4 separate regions of the Homo sapiens genome follow, and all the other regions are linked to region 3. A link is a loop called in an ENCODE intact Hi-C map of the cell type or tissue named here. Cell type or tissue: Panc1. All regions are shown on one strand. Region 1 holds the start of RET (ret proto-oncogene). Region 2 has its middle 2.9 kb from the start of LINC01264. Region 3 has its middle 4.2 kb from the start of LINC02623. Region 4 overlaps RET (ret proto-oncogene).

The links. Peaks named below come from ENCODE experiments on the same cell type or tissue, not always from the same donor. Only the 100,000 strongest peaks of a DNase experiment are listed, where the experiment ranks them.
Region 1: a loop joins it to region 3, with 14 times the contacts of the local background. A loop is called at or near these places in 17 of 110 quality-filtered maps.
Region 2: a loop joins it to region 3, with 2.2 times the contacts of the local background. A loop is called at or near these places in 5 of 110 quality-filtered maps.
Region 4: it touches region 3 in a loop (4-fold over the local background); 100 of 110 quality-filtered maps call a loop at or near these places.

Annotation. Positions count from the first base shown.
Region 1 is chr10:43,076,648-43,081,647 of GRCh38, reverse strand. It overlaps RET (ret proto-oncogene), which reads right to left and starts at 4,579. Exons shown (of 20, transcript NM_020975.6): 1 at 4,317-4,579. The coding sequence starts at 4,389. RefSeq lists enhancers at 3,234-4,224, 4,533-5,000 and promoters at 4,357-4,655, 4,357-5,000. In Panc1, a CTCF peak has its summit at 2,556 (motif pointing right); a DNase peak (open chromatin) is centred at 3,334; H3K4me3 peaks cover 1,953 bases; H3K27ac peaks cover 877 bases.
Region 2 is chr10:42,981,908-42,986,907 of GRCh38, reverse strand. No RefSeq gene overlaps it. Among named protein-coding and RNA genes, the nearest start is that of LINC01264, 2.9 kb to the right of the region's middle. RefSeq lists an enhancer at 4,671-5,000. In Panc1, no CTCF peak of the experiment used is centred here; no DNase peak of the experiment used is centred here.
Region 3 is chr10:42,864,856-42,869,855 of GRCh38, reverse strand. No RefSeq gene overlaps it. Among named protein-coding and RNA genes, the nearest start is that of LINC02623, 4.2 kb to the left of the region's middle. RefSeq lists a silencer at 2,908-2,977 and enhancers at 2,756-3,389, 3,390-4,023. In Panc1, CTCF peaks have their summits at 3,007 (motif pointing left) and 4,841; a DNase peak (open chromatin) is centred at 2,957; H3K4me3 peaks cover 558 bases; H3K27ac peaks cover 272 bases.
Region 4 is chr10:43,089,754-43,094,753 of GRCh38, reverse strand. All of the region lies in intron 1 of RET (ret proto-oncogene), which reads right to left. Among named protein-coding and RNA genes, the nearest start is that of RET, 15 kb to the right of the region's middle. In Panc1, no CTCF peak of the experiment used is centred here; no DNase peak of the experiment used is centred here.

The sequences.
Region 1 (5,000 bases), 210 kb before region 3:
GCCATGGGGTGCTCCCCTACCCCATGGGGCACAGAAGACGGCTCTGGCAGGCCCAGGTGCAGACGGGCACGGAGAGACAGCCCTGGTGCCATCATCACCTTCTCTGTGACCATGACTGAGGTGTGCTCCCTGCCTGGTGGTCACTGCCCAGTCCCCGCCCCTTGCCACACACGCATGCGGAAGTCCCTACACAGGGTCTCCTTGACTACGGTCTCTCCCTGCCATGAGACAGCTCTGGAGAGTCCCCAGCCCTAGAGCAGCAGGGCAGGAGCCGAGGCTCCCTCAGGAGTGCTCCCAGCCTGCTGTTGTTACTATTATTGTTACTGTTATTGTTACTATTAAGTCACTCTGCTGAAAAATAATTGCAGAGGAGTGGGGAGATAGAGGGCACAGCAGAGAACGGGGAGGGAGCATAACCTGGCACCAGGAAGCAGCCTCCAAAGAAGGAAGGGGGGATGGGGGGGGCCCACTTCTGGGGGAGGGGCTCCTGAAGTGGAAAGGAAGTGCCTCTGCAGGAGGGGAGGAGGGCAGCAGGGAGCATGGGGGGCTGCACCCTGCTTTGCCCCTATTCCCTGGCTTTCTTCTCCCAGGCTGTCCTGGAGGATGGGAAAAATGAGGAGGAAGGCCCTGTCCTGCATGAGGAAACACAGCTGTACCCCCATCCCTGATGCCCAAACCCCATCCCTGCACCCTTGTCTTCAGAGCAGTAGCTTCCATCCGATGCCAGGGCCTCAGGCATATGTTGGCTGCAAGGGCCACAGCCTGGTGTCCCAGCCGAACATCTGCACCGCCACTGGCAGCAAGATGCCTTCCTGCCATCCACAGAGCACACACAGTCGGCCCTTCTGCTGGCACAGCCATGCCTGGTGCTCCTCCCCAGACCCATAGGACTCCCAGACATCAACTAAAGCTGACGAGACCCAGAGAGTATCTCAGCGTCTGTGCATGGTGCCACACATTACTCTGGGATCTGGGCTGGGATGTCCTGAGGGCACCTGGAGCCCGAGGTGGGGGGACTCACCAGTGGGTGGGCAGGCTCAGGGCAACCTCCCTGGAAGCCCTCCTTAGCCCCACCCTGGACCCACACCACTGGCCCAGAGAACGGGCTGGAGCAAGCCAGAGGGCCAGGGCTGGGGAGCTCCCGCATCCTCTCTACCGGTTCGAGTCCATAGGCTATGAGAACCTGTTTCCTCACCTGTGAAATGGGCCAAGACCATGACCCTTGCAGACTTGTTGGAAAAGATGAAGTGAGTAGGCACAGCACAGGGGCAGTGCACTGTGAGCCCCCATGGGGTGCTACTGCTGGTATTAGCCTTATCCAGTTAAGACGAGGGGACCTAGAGGGTCTTCGGCCAGGCTGCAGAGGGGGAAGGTCTCAGGGGAGATGGCAGCTTCCGGGCCTTCCCTTCCCCTTGGCACCCCAGGTTCCATTTTAACAGATATCATAATTTTTAATTGGTTTTCTCCTCCACTGGCTAAAAGGCTATTAGCTCCCCGCTAGGTGATCGCATCCCATTTTCTTCACACCACCAAGGAAACAGTGATTTCCTCAGCCTGTCCCTAAAGTGATTCTGCAGAAGAAAGGCAATTTAGTGAATCAGCTCAATGCACTTCCCCATTTGCTCTCTGCTTGCAGGCCCCCAGCAGGCACAGCCCACCAGTGAGGGCTGCAGGCAGCTTCTGGAGGCCAGACAGGGTTAGTGAGCTGGAGTGGAGGAGGAAGCAAGCCAGGCCCAGGTGAACCTGGTGAAGCCTCTGGCCAGAGAAAGGGGAGAAGGAAAAGGATGAAGCAGGGGGAGCTGTACCCCTGGCCTGAGCTGCCCGCGCTGATACCTGGTGCTTCAGGCAGGGGTGGGCTGCCTAGGCCCTCTGCAGAGGGTGGTCTGGCAGCTTGGATCCGGGCCCTGCCAAGTCACAGTGCCCAGCTCTTCCATGCTGGGAACAGAAGGCCCCGGGGCCCAGGGGCAGAGAGGGAATGTCCTTCCTTGCTGCAAAACAGGACCCAAGAAGTCAGGCCAGGAAGACAAGAGACAAGAGGCTTGCTGAGGAGCTGTGGGAGGTTGAGGTGCAGGGTCAGCCTGGGACCTGGGGGGAACCCCAGAAGCTGAGACTCAGTTTCCTCATCCAAGCAACGGGGACAGCTGTATCTGTGTTGAGCAATGAAATGCCAGAAACCTTTAAGAGCAACTTTTAAATGAATGTAACTTTTAGATGGAGGTTCTCTCACTCTGGTTCCAGCATACCTGGGGCTGACAGGCTATGCCCTGCAGGTATGAGGAGTGTGTGTCCCTATATACACACGTGGCGTCCCTGTGTGTATGAGTGATGAGAGGGGCTGGGGTCCCTGTGTGGACGTGGGTGAGGCAGGGTGTGAAGGAACCACGCTGTGCATGTCCACAGCCTTGGCAGCAAGTGCTGTGAGAAGGGGCAGGAGTGTGTCTTGGTGATCCAGTGTGAGTGTGCATGTGTGAGCTGTGGAAGAACCCTCATCCTCTAGAGACCCAGTCTGTGCCTGTCATCAGGCCCAGCCACTAAAGTGCAGCGTCCGCAAGAGGGCGCTTGAGGCCGAGCTGTCCCCTTGGGGTGGTTGGGGAGCACCGAGGGGCTCACTGGGGCGGTCCTTGGCAGCTCCAAGAGTGCGGCTCGAACCTCCGGAGCTGTGGCTCCTGGGAAAGAGCTCTGCAGCCTCTTCAAAGGCCCCAGCTGTCTACTCCAGGGAGTGGGGCTGCCTCTTCACTCCCAGTGCCTCCAACTGTGGTGTCCGGGTTATCCCAGGGGCTAGGGGCTCACCATCTCTGGATTCGGGAAGCTGTCTGTGGGCCAGGGGTCTGGGCACGGAAAGCTACCTGCATGCCTGCTGAGTGCCACAAGCCGGCCCCCAGAGCCTGGCCCCCACAGCCTCACTGGCCACCCCAACTGAACGCAAGGCTGTGGAAGGGTGTGGGGAAGTCCTCTGCCCAGCACACCAGCAGCAGTTCACACCTGGCCCCCTGCCCACAACCTCAAAGCCAAAGCCACAGCCCAGAATCCCAAGACAGCGTCAGAGCGCCTTGTTTGCTTCTGCCCCGTGTCTTCCCCCTGCAGCACTGGGACCCCAAAGTCCTAACACTCAGAAAAGATAGAAAGGCAAGGGCTTCTCCCCTGTCCCTCGCTAGGTGGACTGGGGACCCGCTCTGGCCTCAGCATATGCTGAGCTGAGGCGCAGGTCACACAAATGAAGTCTCAGGCAGGCCTGGAAACTCAGTTTGTGCAGGGCCTGGGGCCAGAGACAGGGTGACTGACCATGGCTTCTTCTGTTCCCAAAGGCTGTGGGGAGAGAAAGCCCTTTGTAAGGAGTGAGGGAGGATGGCCAGGGCTCCTTCCCTCTTAGAGGGAAACTTGGTTCATACACAAGCGCTTGGAGGGGATCAAGTCAGGGCCAGTTTGAGGGACACTTAAACGCGTGCCAAGGGGTCAAAGATTCCACAGCCTTGCGGCTCACTCTGCCAGAGTTTGGGTGGGGTCGATGACCATCTTTGCAAGGCCACACCTAATGCTGGGATCCTAAGGCACCTGAGGTTTCACCAGGCCCAGCACCAACGCTGGCTGGCGGCGCAAACCCCTGCCCCACCCCAAGCCCTGGGCCTCCTATGGCCGCATCTTCAGCATCTCTGCCAGGCAGCGCCACACGACTCCAGGGCTGCCGGGTGGGACGCCTATCACGGCGGCCCCTCGGGGGGAGCCACCCCAGAAACCACGGTTTTTAGGTGTTTAAAGACAGGGCGGCAAAAACGCACGAGGGAAAAGCAATCTTTTCAAAAGAGCCTCCGAATCCCTCGGCTGGCCAGGACGGCAGAGCTGGGGGAGGAACGCACGGACGCTGAGCGGGAAAAGGAAACCAGGACGGAGCCGTCTCCTGCCGAAACAGAACTCTCCGCACGAATCGCGGGCTTTCGGGGCTCCCTGACCCGTCCGCCAGGTCGGCCCCGAAACGGCTGTCCCGTTTGCTCCAGGACGCGGCTTTGGCGCAGGGCGCGGCCAGATTGAGACCTGCGGCTATGGCTAGGGTTCTGAGCACCGACCCCCGCGGCCCGGCCCGCGCTCCGCTCCCGCCCGAGACCCGCCCAGCCCCGGCCCGAGGCGCCCGGCCCGAGGCGTCCTGCCCTTCGCCCGCCGCCCGCCGCAGCCACTGCGCTCCCAGCCGAGGCCGGGTGGCCGGCGACCGCACAGCCCGCTGCCCACGGCAAACAGAAAGGCGCTTCTGAACGCGCCCGCTCCGCTGCTCGGCGCCAACTTCGCCCTGGCCCCTGCGGGAGCCGGCGGCCGGCAGAACTCACCTTTGCCTAGCAGCGGCAGCAGCAGCAGCAACAGCAGACGCAGCCCCGCGGCACCGGACGTCGCCTTCGCCATCGCCCGTGCGCGCTGGGGCCACGGCTGGAGGGACTGCGGCTAGGGCCGGCGGGTCTGGATGGCGGGTGCGGCGCTCAGTCTGGCCGCCCCATCCCCGCCCGGGGCGCGGCGGACGCGACGGACACTGGGGGCGCGACGCACGTTCCGGGGCACTCAGCGCTGCTGCGCGCCCTGCTTCGGTCGCGGGACTGAAGCGAGGTAAGCGCCGGCTGCGCCGGAGGAGCGGGTAGGGGCGGGGCGGGGCGGGGGCGGTCCAGGGGTGGGCCAGGCGGGGCCGGAGGCGGGTGGGGTGCGGGAAGGGGCGGGGCTCCAGTGCTTGCTCTGGCTGCGCGGGGTGCGGCCGGGGCGCGGCGCGTGTAGGAGCTCAGTGCGGGACGCGCGGCTTGGGCCGGGTGGGGCTTGGGGAGGAGCGGGGTGCGGGAGCGGGGTGCGGCCGAAAAGGGCCCGGCAGGAGCCGGGTGCGGACCCCGAGGTGCGCGGCGGGGATGGAACCCAGGAGCCCGGGTCCGCGCACCTACGCAGAGCCGCTCTTCCTACCCGGTGCGCGCCCGCTTGCAGTCCCTGCCTTTTGCCCTTTCCGCTGCACAGAGAGGGCAGGGATGCTACGCGGG
Region 2 (5,000 bases), 120 kb before region 3:
CCCGGCCAGGACATGTATCATGTGTGATGGCTGTGGAAGGAGCTACATCTGAGCTCAGTGGTGAAGAGTGCCTGTAATTGATTAATAATGTCTACCACGGACAGGGCAAGGGCAGTGGTGACTCGTGAGTCATATATTTTCAGCCTCACACAGACCATAGAGTATGTTTGGCACTAAAAGCCCCATATGGATTGAGATTTGCAGAATCTCTTGGAAAAAAAGATACATCCTGGCTGAGCAGATCCTAGGGTCTCTTGACTGACCCTGCACATGTACACAGGTGCACAGATGCTGCCAGGAGGCCATTATGAATTCTATTTTATCTAATAGCCTGGTCAGGAAATGGAAGGGTATATTACAGATCATTAAGTGGGTGAAGGAATTTGACAACCTTTGATCCGACTCAGTAAAATAGATGGCATGAATTAATTCCCTGGCTTGTGGAGAGAAGAAAAGTCATCCTTCAACAGTGGTGACAGGCAGGGAGTTCACCCCCTGTGGGACAGATTCTAGGGAAGGCATGCAGCAGCTTCCCTGGGAGTGAAGGGCTGAGATGCATGGGGTGGGGAGCAGGAACCTGAGGGCCCCAGGCTGCCCCTCCAAGCCCCTGCTCCAGCCAAGGTATCATGAGAGGCACTAGTGTGTCCCTCACTTCCCCTTGGCCAGGGGACAGCTCTCAGGGAATGTTCTCCAAGACCAGGGGACAGCCCTTGAGGGCAACATGGGCACCAGTTACCCCTGAGGGCCAGGCCTGGGTCCCTAGGACTGACCCCTGTGCTCGTGCCTCACTGACCCTGCAAGGGGGCCGGGGATGGGGGCTCAGGGCAGGAACCTCAGGTCAGGCTCACAATGTCCAGTTACAAACAAGTCCACCTGGACATCCAGTAGGTATTCAAAAGGCACTTGTCCCCATTTCCTTCCCCATAGGCCTGCCCTCGCCCCACTCCAGCTGATGATAGCCCTGCACTCCCAGTTTCTCAGGCCACAGGTCCTGGCGTCTCCCTGGGTGCTGGCTTCTCTCATTTCCTTCACCCCACGCACCAGCAGTTCCCGTGGTCCCAGAATCTGACCCCTCACCTCCTGCCCACCTGCTGCATCTCTGCAGTGGCCCATTCTGCACTTTCCTGTCCACCAGCACTGCAGCCTGTCCTCCTGTTCTCTGCCCGAGACAACAGGATTCTCCTGAGATGTAAGTCAGAACCCACTGTGCCACTGCTCCAGCCATGTGCTGCTCTCTTGGGCACCTCACTGATCCACCAGGGACCCCTAGCCAGGGCCTCGATACTGGCGTCCCCCATGCCTGGCATGATCTCCCCCAGGTGTCCACATGGCTCAGCATCACCTCGGCAAGTTCTGTCCTCAGTGGGTATGTGGGCCCTCGGGGACATAGGTTTTGTCTTTTTGTCACTGCTGTGTCCCAGTGCCCACTCTAGGCTGATTATCTGTGACCCCCATTCATATGTGAAAGCCCAAACCCCAGCGTGATGGCAGTGGGTGTGAGGGCTGTGGGAGGGAATTAGGTCATGGGCGTGGAGACTCCATGAATGGGATTAGTGCACCTATAAGGAGGGATGCAAGGGGCATGATCTCACTCCACCATGGGAAGATGTCATGAGAGGACAGCCGGCCGCAAACCAGGAAGAGAGGCCTCACCACCACTGACCCTGCTGGAACCCAGTCCAGAGGCCGGCCTCCAGAACTGTTAGAAATGACTGTTTGCTCAAGCCGGTGTAACCTATCTTGTTATGGCAGCCCACAGCAGGGCCTGACAGGCAGTGGGACCTCAATGGGTATGTGCTGAATGAATGAAGGAGAAAGCTGGGCAGGCCAGGCCCTGTGGCCCCACAGGCTGCCGGAGGCTGCACTCTCTCCAGCGTTGGAGAAGCCTCTCCCCTCCGCTCAGATGAGGAGCAGACCCAGGAGCAGGACCTTGCGTGGACGTGGCAGGTTCTGTGGCAGGCCCAGGCTCGGGGAGTGACATTGACGGGGAAGAGGTGCTCAGGCAGAATCCTCCTGAATGGGCGAGTGGCTGTCACCTAGATAGGACACGAGGGGTGGGGGGAGCCTTTCCCTCATGGGGGTGGCACTTGCCAAGGCTAAGTGTGAAGTCCCCAGGCCAGAACAGGACCCTGCAGGGGGTGCAGTATGGCTGGGCCAGGGCCGCCTGCCAGGTATGATTGGCCAGGAGATGGGTCCAAGGTAGAGGGGGCTTGTCTTGGTGGCGCGTGCCCATGCACTGGCATCCCAGAGCTCCAGCGTCTTCTGTAGGCCTTGGAAACATGGTGAAGAATTTTGTGGGAAGGTGTGGCATCATCATTTTTGCATTTACAGTTATGTTGGCAGCGGGTGCAGCACCACGAGCAGGCAGAAAGTGGGAAACTGAGTCAGCAGAGGGTGAGCAGAAGTGGGGGAGCACGGGAGCAATGTTCTGGAGGGTTTCCAGCTCCCCCTCACCAGCTGTGTGGATACGGACATCCTCCTTTTTTCTCTTATTCTCAGTGTCTTCACCTGTAAGATGGACTGATAATGGAAATGGCACCAGGGCAGGCTGATGTTATGCCAGGTGGGTGTACAGAACACCTGCCAGAGCCCGAGTTCCCCAGGCAGAACTTCTGCCCTGTCTGCCAGTGCCCAAAGGAGCCCAGTGCACAGAGCACCTCTGAGTCTGCACCTCCCCTCAAGCTCATGTCCTCAGCCTGGCTGCTAATAGCTCAGTGAGGGCAGAGCCTTGATGGGGAACAAGACCTTTCTCGAAAAACACCCTGTGCTTGGCTGAAATGCGTCCTTAGTATGCAAGGATGCTGGGTCCATTAACATCGAGTGCACCATCATACCACAGGAGTGATTGTTTCTCAAATAGAATTACTTCCTCTGATTATCCTCTAAAGAGACAGGCCAGGGGATATGGGCGTGAGGTGCTGGGAGGCCAGAGCTAAATCCAATCAGGGACCTGGCTCTTGGGAGATGGGTCTGCACTGGGGTCCGTGTGGCATGTAAGTGGGGACCCTTGGGACCCTCAACAAGGCCTCTTCTGTTGCTCCCCCAGCCCCCACTCCACAGAGAGCCTGAGCCCCAGCCAAAAAAGGCGTGGGCCAGGCAGAGCACAGGGACCATGCGTGAGGGAAGATGGCAGGCGGGCTATTTGGGGGGCCTCTGTCTCAGTGCCCTGGAGAGATTTTGCTCCAAGCAGAGCTGGGTGTCCGTGGCCTTATGACCCTGTGCCATCTGCCCTTCCTGATGGCATCATCCCAAGCAGGTTACACAGCTCTCCACGAAGGGAGTGAAGAACCATCACACCCAGCATGTCCTAAAGACCTGGGTGCATCCCTCACTGAGCCCTGGGAGTGGGCACAATGATCCCCCATCTTACAGATGAGCAGGCTGAGGCACAGAGAGCCATCCAGCTGGTGTGGCTGTGGCACTGGGTGCCTCAGAGGCCCTGCTGTGGGTGTGGCATGTGTAACGGTGGATGAGACCGAATGGAGCAGCTGGTGTGGGGCAAGGGGCACGTACACAAGCACGAGAATTGACTCAGGGTAAGTGCGTTACAGAGAGGAACTCTAGGCAGGAGTTGCTGCAGCTGGGCCAGAGGGAGGGCCCCAGGGACAAGGTCTGCATGGAGGAAGGAAGGTGACCAAAAGGAATGCAGGATAAATGCTTCTAAACAGAAGGCACAGTGCGTGCAGAGGCCCGGAGATAGGGTGAATGTAAGGAACCTGGTGAGGCGGCAAGAGCTGCATGTGGGGAGCATGTGACAGGTGAGAGAGGAGATGAGACTGTAGGGTAAGCAGGTGCCGGCCAGGGGTGTTTAGAGGAGGGAGGAGGGTGGGTTTGGCCTGGCTGCCATGGTGGATGGCAGCAAGACCAAGCTGGCAAGCAGCGGGACCCAGTGCACACTCCAGAAACTTCTGCTGCTGCGGGAAGGGGCAGGGCAGGGCTAGGAGACACGGGGGAAGTTGTCTCCAGAGAGCTGTGGAGGATGACAGCTGAGGGGATGGTGCCAGGGAGAGAGCTGGGTGAGAATGTGTCCAGGTGAGGAAGGGTCAGGTGGGGGTGCATGCAGTTGAGGAAGGAATGCAGGTGAGGGTTGCCTGCATTCTGAAGATGGGCAATAGGGCATCCTTGGGTTAGGTGGGGGATGAGGGAATGATGGTGTGGGGGTCTCGAAGGGTTTTATTTATTTATTTATTTAGAGACAAGGTCTTGCTCTGTTGCCCAGGCTGGAGTCAAGTGGCACGACCTTGGCTCACTGCAGCCTTGACCTCCTGGGCTCATGCAATCTTCCTGCCCCAGTCTCCCAAATAGCTAGGACTACCAGTGCACGCCACTATGCCTGTCTAAATTTTTTAGTTTTTATGGAGATGAGGTCTCACTTTGTTGCCTAGGCTGGCCTCAAACTCCTGAGCTCGAGTGACCCTCCCACCTCAGCCTCCTGAATAGCTGGGATTACAGGCATGAGCCACCATACCTGGCTCATTTTTTAGTTTTTTTTTTTTTTTGATAGAGATGACATCTTGCCATGTTCTCCAGAGTAGTCTCCAATTCCTGGGCTCAAGCGATCCGCCCACTTCGGTCTTCCAAAGTGCTGGGATTACAGGCATGTGCCACCATGCCCAGCTCTCAAAGGGTTTTAGACCCAAGTAGCAGGAATAAGCCAGTTTAAACAGGGAGGAGATCAGGGTTGGGTCTTGGAACAGTTCTGGCCCCCAGGGTACCAGGTGCCACAGGCCTCAAGCAGGCTTAGAGTGTGTGGTTGGCTCGTGGGTGGAGGGTGTCGCGGTCACCGGCCCATGGTGGCACTGGCCATGCAGGGGCTGGATGACAGCACATAATTGGCACGGGACAGAGTCGGGATACCCTGACTTTCCTGGTGAGGGAGAGGGGAGGCATCTGCAGAGGAGCAGGTGGGAAGGCTCCAGGCAGGGGCCATCTGCAGCAAGTGCTGGTCAGGGCCTTGCTCCCCATGGCTCAGTGGGGCCTGGGGTTTCCTCCAGGCAGCT
Region 3 (5,000 bases):
CATGAGTGCCTGTACATGTGAGCATGCATGTGCATGTGTGTGCATGTGCATGTGTGTGCATGTGTGTGCATGTGTGTGTGTGCATGAGCCTTGCAGCCTTGCATGTGTGTGCATATGCATATGTGTGTGCATATGTGCATATGCATATGTGTGTGCGTATGTGCATATGCATATGTGTGTGCGTATGTGCATATGCATATGTGTGTGCGTATGTGCATATGCATATGTGTGTGCGTATGTGCATATGCATATATGAGCATGCATGTGTGTGTGCCCTAGTCCAGACAGGGCTCTGAATGCACTGTGGGGGACAGATGATTTCAGACTCCACCATGCGTCTGAAATCAGTGGGACAGATGACCTTGAACAAGGCCTTATGGCTCACTTAGTGTGAGCCAGACTCCTTAGAGACAGTGACGGCAGGACACACACGTGGGGGTCCACCTTCCCAGAGCTGGAGCCCACATAGCTCCAGGACCTCAAGGGAAGCCCAGGGGCTGAAGGGCCCAGGAGGTCCATCCATGTGATGGACCCAAGGAGACTTTGGTGGCTTCTCTGTTAAGATTTGAAGGGGGCCAGGTGTGGTGGCTCATGCCTGTAATCCCAGCACTTTGGGAGGCTGTGGCAGGGGGATCATGAGGTCAGGAGTTCAAGACCAGCCTGGCCAACATAGTGAAACCCCGTCTCTACTAAAATACAAAAAAAAAAAAAAAAAATTAGCCGGGTGTGGTGGTGGGTGCCTGTAGTCCCAGCTACTTGTGAGGCTGAGGCAGGAGAATCGCTTGAACCCGGGAGGCGGAGATTGCAGTGAGCTGAGATCACGCCACTGCACTCCAGGCTGGGAGACAGAGCAGGACTCCATCTCAAAAAAAAAAAAAAAAAAAAAGATTTGAAGGGATCCCAGGGGGCAGGGCTGGGTGGGCACAGGATGGAGACAGCGACACCTTTGGTCTTGGGTAGCCCCTGCCAGCCCCAGCATATCCTCAGCAGATAGGGTGACAACAGTGCCACTACCTCTAGTGGGAGGCTCAAGAGAAATTCACGTGACGCACCTGCCTGGGCTTGGTGAGTGAAAAGCTCCCCACTGACTCGAGCGCTGGTGGTGAGGATGGAAAGGGAGGTAGAGATGGAGGCGACAGCGTGGGCAGAGCAAGAGCACAGCCATGGAAGGGAGGTCCTCCCAGCTAGCCTTCAGGAGGCCCATGGCCAGCCTCAGGGCAGGAGGAAAGAATGTGGACCAAAAGCGGAACGTCCAGCCAGGGGAGGCCCCAGCAATGGCTGTATCAGGGCTGAGTGTGATCACAGGAAAAGCCACCCAAGGATTGAAATCGAGTGGAGTCAAGACTACGTGGAAGCCTACCTCTCCATGATGGCAACTTTGGAAGAACGTGTGACCTTGCGGAAGTGCACAGAAGGCACTGCTGGCCTGAATGGGTCCTTGGGCCCTGGTCTCGGGGCCGGCTTTTCTCCCTTCCCCAGACCTGCTGTGGCTCCATCCCCTCTCTCCTGCATCCTGGGATTGCCCCCAATTAACTACCTGCTTACAAGCCTTTTCTTTATTTTCTTTTTGCCTTTTCTTCTTTACATGTAAAGCATGAGTCCATCTGGAGCTTATTTTAAAGCATAGAATGAGGACTGACATTGACCTGTTTTTTTAAATGAAATAACTAGTTGTCCCAACCCTGCTTGTTGGATAATACTGCGGTTTCAGGAGTACCCCCACTGTCATACACCCGTGGGTCCATACCCCTGGGCTCTCCATCTGGGCACTCCCCTACCTGTGGCACCTCCTTCCTGAGGGCCGGCCTCACCCAGGGCCCAGCTGCCCTCTCCGTGGCCTGTGTCTTCCTTTCCTGATGCCTCAGATTCCCCCCATTCTCTGGCACTCTCTCCATCCTCCTGACCTCACTCTGCACCTCCCATGAGGTGCAGGACTGCCCTGCTCCAGCCCCCAGCTTCCTCAATCCCGAAGCCTTGTGCCACTGAAGCAGGAGCCCCAGAGTGCACCTGGATGGCAGCTTCTCTCCTGGCCAACAAACACCTGGTGCTGGCTGCCCTCCCAGCATCTCCCCTCAACAACTCAGCTCCACCCCAGGGCCTTAACACACACATGCACAGCACACACACGTACAAACATATGCACACACAGACATGCACACAAATGTACATACGGACTTACACAGCCACATACAGATGTGCACACACTCGTGCATACACAGATGTGTTCATGCAAACACACACGCGTATGCTCACGGGCGCGTACACATGTGTATGTTATGCTAAGAAATCCATTTTGTGTAGAAGACACTCAGGCTCAAATATGTGTCCAAAGTCACACAGCTATGGAGCGGCAGAACTCAGGTCTCTAGTGCACACAGCCCCGACTTAACCGCAGTTCCACTTAACAGTTTTCAACTTTATAGTGATGCAAAAGCCATCCACAGTCAGCAGAAACCCTCGTTTGAGTCCCACACGGCAACTCGGTTTTTCACTTTCAGTACAGTAGTCAATGATTACATGAGGTATCCGACACTTGACTACAAAACAGGCTTCGTGTTGATGCTTCTGCCCACCGCAGGCTCAGGGCAGTGTTCTCAGCAGGCCAAGGTAGGCCCCCACGCTGTGCTATTCGGTAGTCAGGTGGACTCAGTCATTTTCCACTCTCAGCGGCCTTATCGGGCCGCAGCCAGGGGTAAGTTGAGCAGTGTCTGTACTTTTAGCTCCACCCTGGGTATTTTAAGCGGCAGATTTACAAAACAAAAACAAAAACAAAAACAAAAACAGGGTTCCAAACAGTAGGGACATAAAAGGAGAGAATGCACGTTGCGGTCAGCCCATGCCTGGGAGCATAAGCACTTCAGGGGCATCAGCAGGCGTGACTGGCGATTGTTCCTGCTTTTCCTGGCAGCAGCGGCCTGGGCCTGAGACTGACCGCCCTGGCCACAGCCCTAGGCGAGGCTGCTGGGAGCCGGGAGCCGCCGCGCTCCGCGGTAGCGAGTCTGCGGTGCCACCTCGTGGCTACTGCGTGGAACTCCTCGTGGTGCGGGCCGGGAAGGCCGGGTCCCCACAAAGCCGGAGCCCGAGCACAGCGGTGCGCGCTCGCCTCAGGGGATCCCGCAGCACCCGGATACGGGGGCTGGTCCCCCAAAACCCTCAGGGGTGAGAGGAAGGAGGTCCCCAGCCTGCTGAGAGCTGTCCTCTGAGCACGCACTCGCGCACACTCACACGTGCGTGTGTGCATCCTCGGGTACCCTGACGCGTTCACACGCACGCACACGCGTGTGCACAAGCACCGTCTTTCACAAGCGTATGACGCGTTCACACAAGAGTGTGACGCGTTCACACGCACGCACACTCCCTCTCCCTCGAGCCTGGAAGGCGCACTGGGCTCATGGTGGAAACCTCTACCGCGGCAGAGGCACCGCGCCAGGGCCAGGATGCGCGCTTTTATTTCAGACGCGAAAACCGAGGCCCGAAAGAGACAGCCGGTGTCCAAACCTGTCCAACGACTCTGCTGATCGCGCCTCCTGTGTGCGGCCGGGGCGGGTGTGAGGGCAGCGGGCCCACCCTACGCCTGACCCGCCCCGGGGCCTCGAGCCACTTCCTCAGGAGCTCCTGGCAGCTGCAGCGACGGCGCGCCCAGTGCCTGAGGGTCCTGTGGAGCCAGGCTTCCCGGCACACAGGCGCGGTGGAGCCTCGGGGCGGGCATACACCCCGCGAGCTCGCGGCGGCCGGGCACTGCGGGTCCTCGGGTGGGGACTCTGGAGTTCAGTCTTGAAGGACAAGGTCACTGAGGATCAGGGAACCAGGAGGGCAGGGAGGGTGGGGAGGGGTGCCTAGGCCTAGTGGGAGAAGCATGTGAAAGTTCCCTAAGAGGGCTGCGGGTGAACAAGCGCTTGGCCTGGCCTCTCCCGGTAGACTGCTGTGGCGCCCCGGAGCCTCCCTTCTCCAAGGCCCCATGGACGCCCCCTGAAGGGTGACGCCCTCGCCCACGCTGAGCTCTGAGTGCTGCACGAGAACTCCCAGAGCCGTGTGCACACGCGCTCGCCGTGTTACATGCAGGACTGAGGCACCAGGAGGCCCAGGAACTGGCTCAAGCTCGTAGAACTTCATGGCAGGATCTGAAACAGGCAGATCAGCTCCAAAATCCAAGCTCTTTTCAAATTTTTTAATTGTGGTGAAAATATACCTAACATAAAATGCACAGTTGTACCATCTTTTAGTGTGGGTTAACTGGCATTAAGTGCACTCACATTTTCGCATATCCCCTACCACCGTCCATCTCCAGAACCTTTTCATCTTCCCAAAAGGAAACCATACCCATTGAACACCACTGAGCATTGAACCCATTGAACACCAGCTCCCTCCTTTTGTTACCATTGCTCTTTCTGTCTCTGAATTTGCCCATTCTGGGCCCCTCATGTAAGTGAAATCGCAATGTATCTGTCCTTTTGTGGTTGGCTTATTCCATCTAGCACAATGTCCTCAAGGCTCATGCGTGTTGGCATGCCTCTCAGAATTTCCCTCCTGGCCGGGTGATATTATAGGCTCATGCCTATTATCCCAGCTGTTAGGGAGGCAGAGGTGGGAAGATAGCTTGAACCCAGGAGTTCGAGACCTGCCTGGGCAATATAGCGAGACCCCATTCTCCACAAAAAGAAAGAAAAAAAAAGAATCTCCTTCCTGCTAAAGGTTCAGTAACAGTCTACTGTATGCATAACCACATTTCGCTTGTCCATCCACTCACCCATAGACCCTCAGAATGCTTCTACCTTTTGACTCTTGTGAATCATGCTGCTTTGAACATGGGTGTGCAAATATCTGTGAGAGTCCCTGCTCTCAAAAAAATCCACATTCTTGGCACAATGAAGAATCACCTCTCACAGACACCAGGGAAAAGCAGGTCTGTCTGAGAGCAGAGGGTGAGGAGTGGAAAGCCGGGCTGTGGACCACAGTGGGCGGAGGAAAGCCCACCCGCGTGTTCCCATGTGTGGGAGGAG
Region 4 (5,000 bases), 220 kb before region 3:
TTCACACACAAGCACACACATTTTCCTGCACCCTCGGTGCACACATACTAAGCGTGGCCTGGCCCTGTCTGTGGAGGCAGGGGCTCACCAGCTCTCCACTGGCTCCTGGCTGTGGCCCTTGGTCTCTCACTCCCCCACTGCCGACCACCCGGCAGCTCTGATGGGGCACTGTGAGGTCACCCTTGCCATGGCATGGTGACCCTGCCACAGAAACACAAATGGAGCTCCAGACCATGAAAAACTTCCCTAGGATGGCAGCACAAGGGCCGAAATTTGGGACTTCCAAAAAAGAAAACAATAACAACGATATGATCCAAAAACTGCATGAATTAGAAGCAGCGTAGGGCATGTGTGTAGAGCAGGCCCTTCCTGCAGAACCCCTCATGCGACACCAGCCCCACGCCTGCCCTTGATGGGTGGCAGACGATGCAGATGACAGCTTTATTATGGCCCAGCAGAATCTCCTTAAGAGACGATTTCCTAATGCAATCATCTTCCTGGGAATGGGAAACAGGCCCCAGGGCTCCTCCCTGGGGGCTGGGGGTGGAAAGAGGCGGTCCCCGCCTCCCCAGGCCAGCTGTCCCTATGGGGGTCCCTCCAGCCCCATGCTGAGCACTGTTATCCTCTCAGGATGTGACCTGTTACCCCACCCCCACCCCCCCACCGCTTCCCTCCCACTTCCCACTCACGTTTTCTCTTACTATAGTCAAATATTTGACATGTACAACGAATACATTTCACAGAACATTTATGCTGAACAAACACCCTGGAGCCCGTGGCCCTGCTGAACTGGATGCTTGGCCACACTGCTGCTCCTCCCGCCTCCCCACCTGCCACTGTGTCCCACCCCCACCAGCAGGAGCCTGCGCCTGGCCTTCTTCTTGCCTCATTTTTTGACGTCATTCATGGAAGGCCCATTTTTGCTGGGTGGAGAATTCCATGTGGACAGCTATTTTCCTCCACTCTACATAAGGTCTGGCTCCCGTCTTTCAGCCTCACTGCTGCTGCTGAGGGCCCATGCTCAGGCCGGCCCCTCCTGGGTAACCCACTTTCTCCCAGCTGCTCCCAGGACCTCCTCTGTCTTTGGTGCTGTCCAGCGTCGCTGGGATGCTACCGAGGCTGCTCACCCCCTCGGCTGGTTTCCTCCTCTGCACCCTGTCCTCCAGATGGTGGCAGTGGCTCACTCACCAGCCATATCCAGGCCCTGGGCTGTTAATCCTGTCTCTATGCTGGTGTGCAGCATGCTGATCAGCAGCCTGGGCATCTCCATGCCTTGCTCTCTCTACTCCTTTGCCTCAGTTTGGCCCCTCCTCACCCCAAATTGTCCCCAACTCTTCCCCATCTCATCACGGTATGGCCCCACCTCACTGCTCAGGTCACACACCTCAGTCCCCAGATCCCTTTCTCTTTCACCCCTCACCCCACCTCCCAAGTCCCCTCTGCCACCCCTGTCCAACCCTGGACCACATGCTGGGCAGGACAGGCAATCTCGCACAGAGGAGCCAGGGTCCACTGAATCATGGCACCCTCTGTGGAGCCCTGTGTTAACTGTCCGCTGCTTGCAGAATAAAACATAGCTCCTCATCAGGGCTCCCAGGGCCCCCTCTGCCCTCCAACTCACTTCCTCCTCACTCTTACAGGGTGCCTACCTTCCTGCCACATCTGCCAACTCACTTTCTGTGAGCTGAATGAATAAATTTATGAACCAATGAATGAATCAATGAATCAACGAGCCAGTACAATGGTTTCATAAACAGGAGTGTGAAAGGGCTGGGCACATTTGGGAAATGGTCAGAATTTGGGAAGGGGAAGGGAGTAAGAGGACGGGGAGATACTGTGACATGGTCTCACGGGCACTGGAGCCACGGGCAGGCTGTCAGTGGCAGGATAGAGCTGTGTGGATGCGCCCTGTGCACACGTGCAGTGCCCACTAGTGCACCAGCAACCTTGTGGGGCCAGCCACTGTGCTGAGCAAACAAGCCTGAGGCTGAGGACAAAACCACTCCTTTTCAGCTCAGGAAATGATCTATCAGTGCCTGAGGAGCCCTGGGCACCGGAGCTGCCAGCCAGACTCACTCGGGTAGGACCACCTGCAGCATGCTGCACAAACCTGGGTCCTCGGCTCTGTCCCAGCTGGAGGCTGCTTTTGCCTGGGACTATAATCTAACTTTGCATTTAGGGAAAAAACACGGATCAAGGGAGGCTCTACTGTAAATAACAAATTTGGAGGTGTATATAAAGAGAGATTCTAGTTTTAAAAAGTTATTTTAAATTGTGGTAAAATACACATGAACTTTATCATCTTAAAATTTTTAAGTGTACAATTCAGTGGCATTAAGTGCATTCACACTGCCATGCAAACCATCCTTCCACAGCACTCTTTTTATCCTGTAAAACTGAAATTCTGTACCCATGAGACAATTACTCCCCCTCCTCTCCTCTCCCAGTTCCTGGAATCCTCCATTCTACTGTCTCCACGAATTTGACGACTGCAGGGACCTCATGTAAGTGGAATCATACAGTGCTTGTCCTTCTGTGACATAATGCCCTCGAGGTTCAACCATGGCATAGGATGTGGCAAATTTTTTTTCCTTTTTAAAGCCAAGTAATATTCCATTGTATGTCTGTATTATATTTTGCTTATCCATTCATTGGTCAATGGACACTTGGGTAACTTCCTCTTTGTGGTTACTATGAATAATGCTGCTGAAAATGGGGACATACAAATATATCCTGACTGCTTCCTGCTTCCTTTCCTGTATGTATCCAGAGTGGAGGTGCTGGAGCCGAAGTCAGCTCTAGGTTTAACCTTTGAGGAGCCTTCCTGCTGTTCTCCACAGCAGCTACACTATTTACCTTCCAGCAGTGCGCAAGGGTTCAGTTTCTTCACATCCTTACCAACACTGGTTCTTTTTTTTTTTTTTTTTTTTTGATAGTAGACATCCAAATGGGTGTGAGATGGTATCACATGGTGATTTTGATTTGTATTTCTCTAATGAGTGGCAATGCTGAGAATCTTTTCATGTGCTTCTTGGGGCCATCTGTAAATCTTATTCGGAGAAATGTCCATCCAGGCCCTGTGCTCATTTTTTTTGTTGTTGTTGTTGGGTTTTTTTTTTTTTTTGTATGGAGTCTCACTCTGTCACCCAGGCTGGAGTGCAGTGGCACGATCTCGGCTAACTGCAACCTCTGTCTCCTGAGTTCAAGCGATTCTCCTGCCTCAGCCTCCCAAGTAGCTGGGATTACAGCCACCTGCCACCACGCCTGGCTAATTTTTTTGTATTTTTAGTAGAGACAAGGTTTCACCATGTTGGCTAGGCTGCTTTCGAACTCCTGACCTCAAGTGATCTGCCTGCGTGAGCCTCCCCAAGTGCTAGGATTACAGGAGTGAGCCACCGCACCTGGCCCCCTGTGCTCATTTTGGAATCAGGTTTTTTTGTTGCTGTTGTTGAGTGTGAGGAGTTCTCTACAGATTCTGGATTAACACTGATCAGATCTATGAATTACAAGTTTTTCTCCCATTCCATGGGCTGTGTTTTCACTCTTCTGATTGTGGCCTTGGTTCACAGAAGTTTTACATTTTGATGTAGCCCAATTCATCCATTCTTTCTTCGGCTGCCTGTGCATCTGGTTTTTATAGGGGGATCCCAGTTTTAAAGATGTGTACACAGCTAAATCTTCAGCTAGAACCAAGGTCAAACAGAAGCATGAAATTTTTGGCCCCATCTGGCATCACCCTGCTGCCCTGGTCACCTGCCTGGGGCAGGTACACACCTGGGCACGGCCAGTATCTGCTGCAGTTCCCACTTCAGCTGCTGTCCACTCATGAGACCACAGCATCCAGGCACGAGAGCGCCCTGACTGGCTAGGGAGCGCGCCATCTCTAGGCAGGTGTGAGGGCTCACAAGGGCTGGGCCGCTAGGGCCAGCCCTCGGTGCCAGGGTCCCAGGGGGCCAGGAGCCTGCAGAGGAGGAACCTCTGCTCCTGACCGGCACCACTGCTGCATGCGCCTGGGTGCGCAAAAAAGGTTTTTGTTTTAATTCATTTTAAAATCAAAAGGATGAAATAAATATAATAAGAAATAAATAATAATAAAGTGGCCTGGATTGTGTTTGTCTTATACCAACACAGTTGCAGAATATAATTTTGCTTTTGGATGTGGGAGGGGCCCATGGTGCACGCATGTGGCCCTGGCTTGAGAGTCACCTGGTTGTGCCTGAGCCCCCAGGAGGACAAGGCTTAGCATGGAGCACACAGCCCTGAGCAAGGCAGGGACCCATCTGAGGCCTCAGCAGAGGAGGCAGCGCCCAGAAGCGGCCCAGTCTCAACTGCCTTCTGTCACAGAGCCCTTCCCTTTGCCACGCCTCCTCCTCACACGAGCCCAGTGCCAACCCAAGAGGCTCCCGGGCAGCCACTACTGGACACTGGTTTCCAAGTGACGATTAAGTGCACCCTGCCTGGCGTCCTGCTCTCTTCCTAAATTCCCTGTGTCTTCCCTGCACCTGGGGGTGGCTCTCATCACCTCTGACTCAGGAGGTTCAGTGGGCTCTCAGCCTCACCCCTGCCCAGGGCAGCCACCAAACACAGCTGTTCACAGGTGTCTCTCTGAGCCATTTGCCAGGCCTGGGCCTACTCACACATGTCCAGTTTCCCTTTCATACACAGAGCCTGGTATGTGCAGCTGCCTGCATGCCCCTGCCATCAGCCCCTCACTCCGGGCCCTGGTGCTCGCTCGCTCAGCCTGGCCCAGGGCTCCCAGGTGCATGGCCATCCCTGTCCTCTCCACCTGTGGGAGTCCTGCCCACTGTCCTGAACAAGCTCCTGTCCCAGCCCCGATCTCTGCCCCAAGTCCTGACCTTGCTGGCCTTTGCCTCCCTTAACTCTCAGGGTTCTTGTCTGATGATAACAAGAGTATGAGGCTGACAGACAGTGCCCATACACTCAACCTGCTCTTGGCAGGGACGGCTTCCTCCAGATGCCCTGCCTATGAGCCAGAGGAG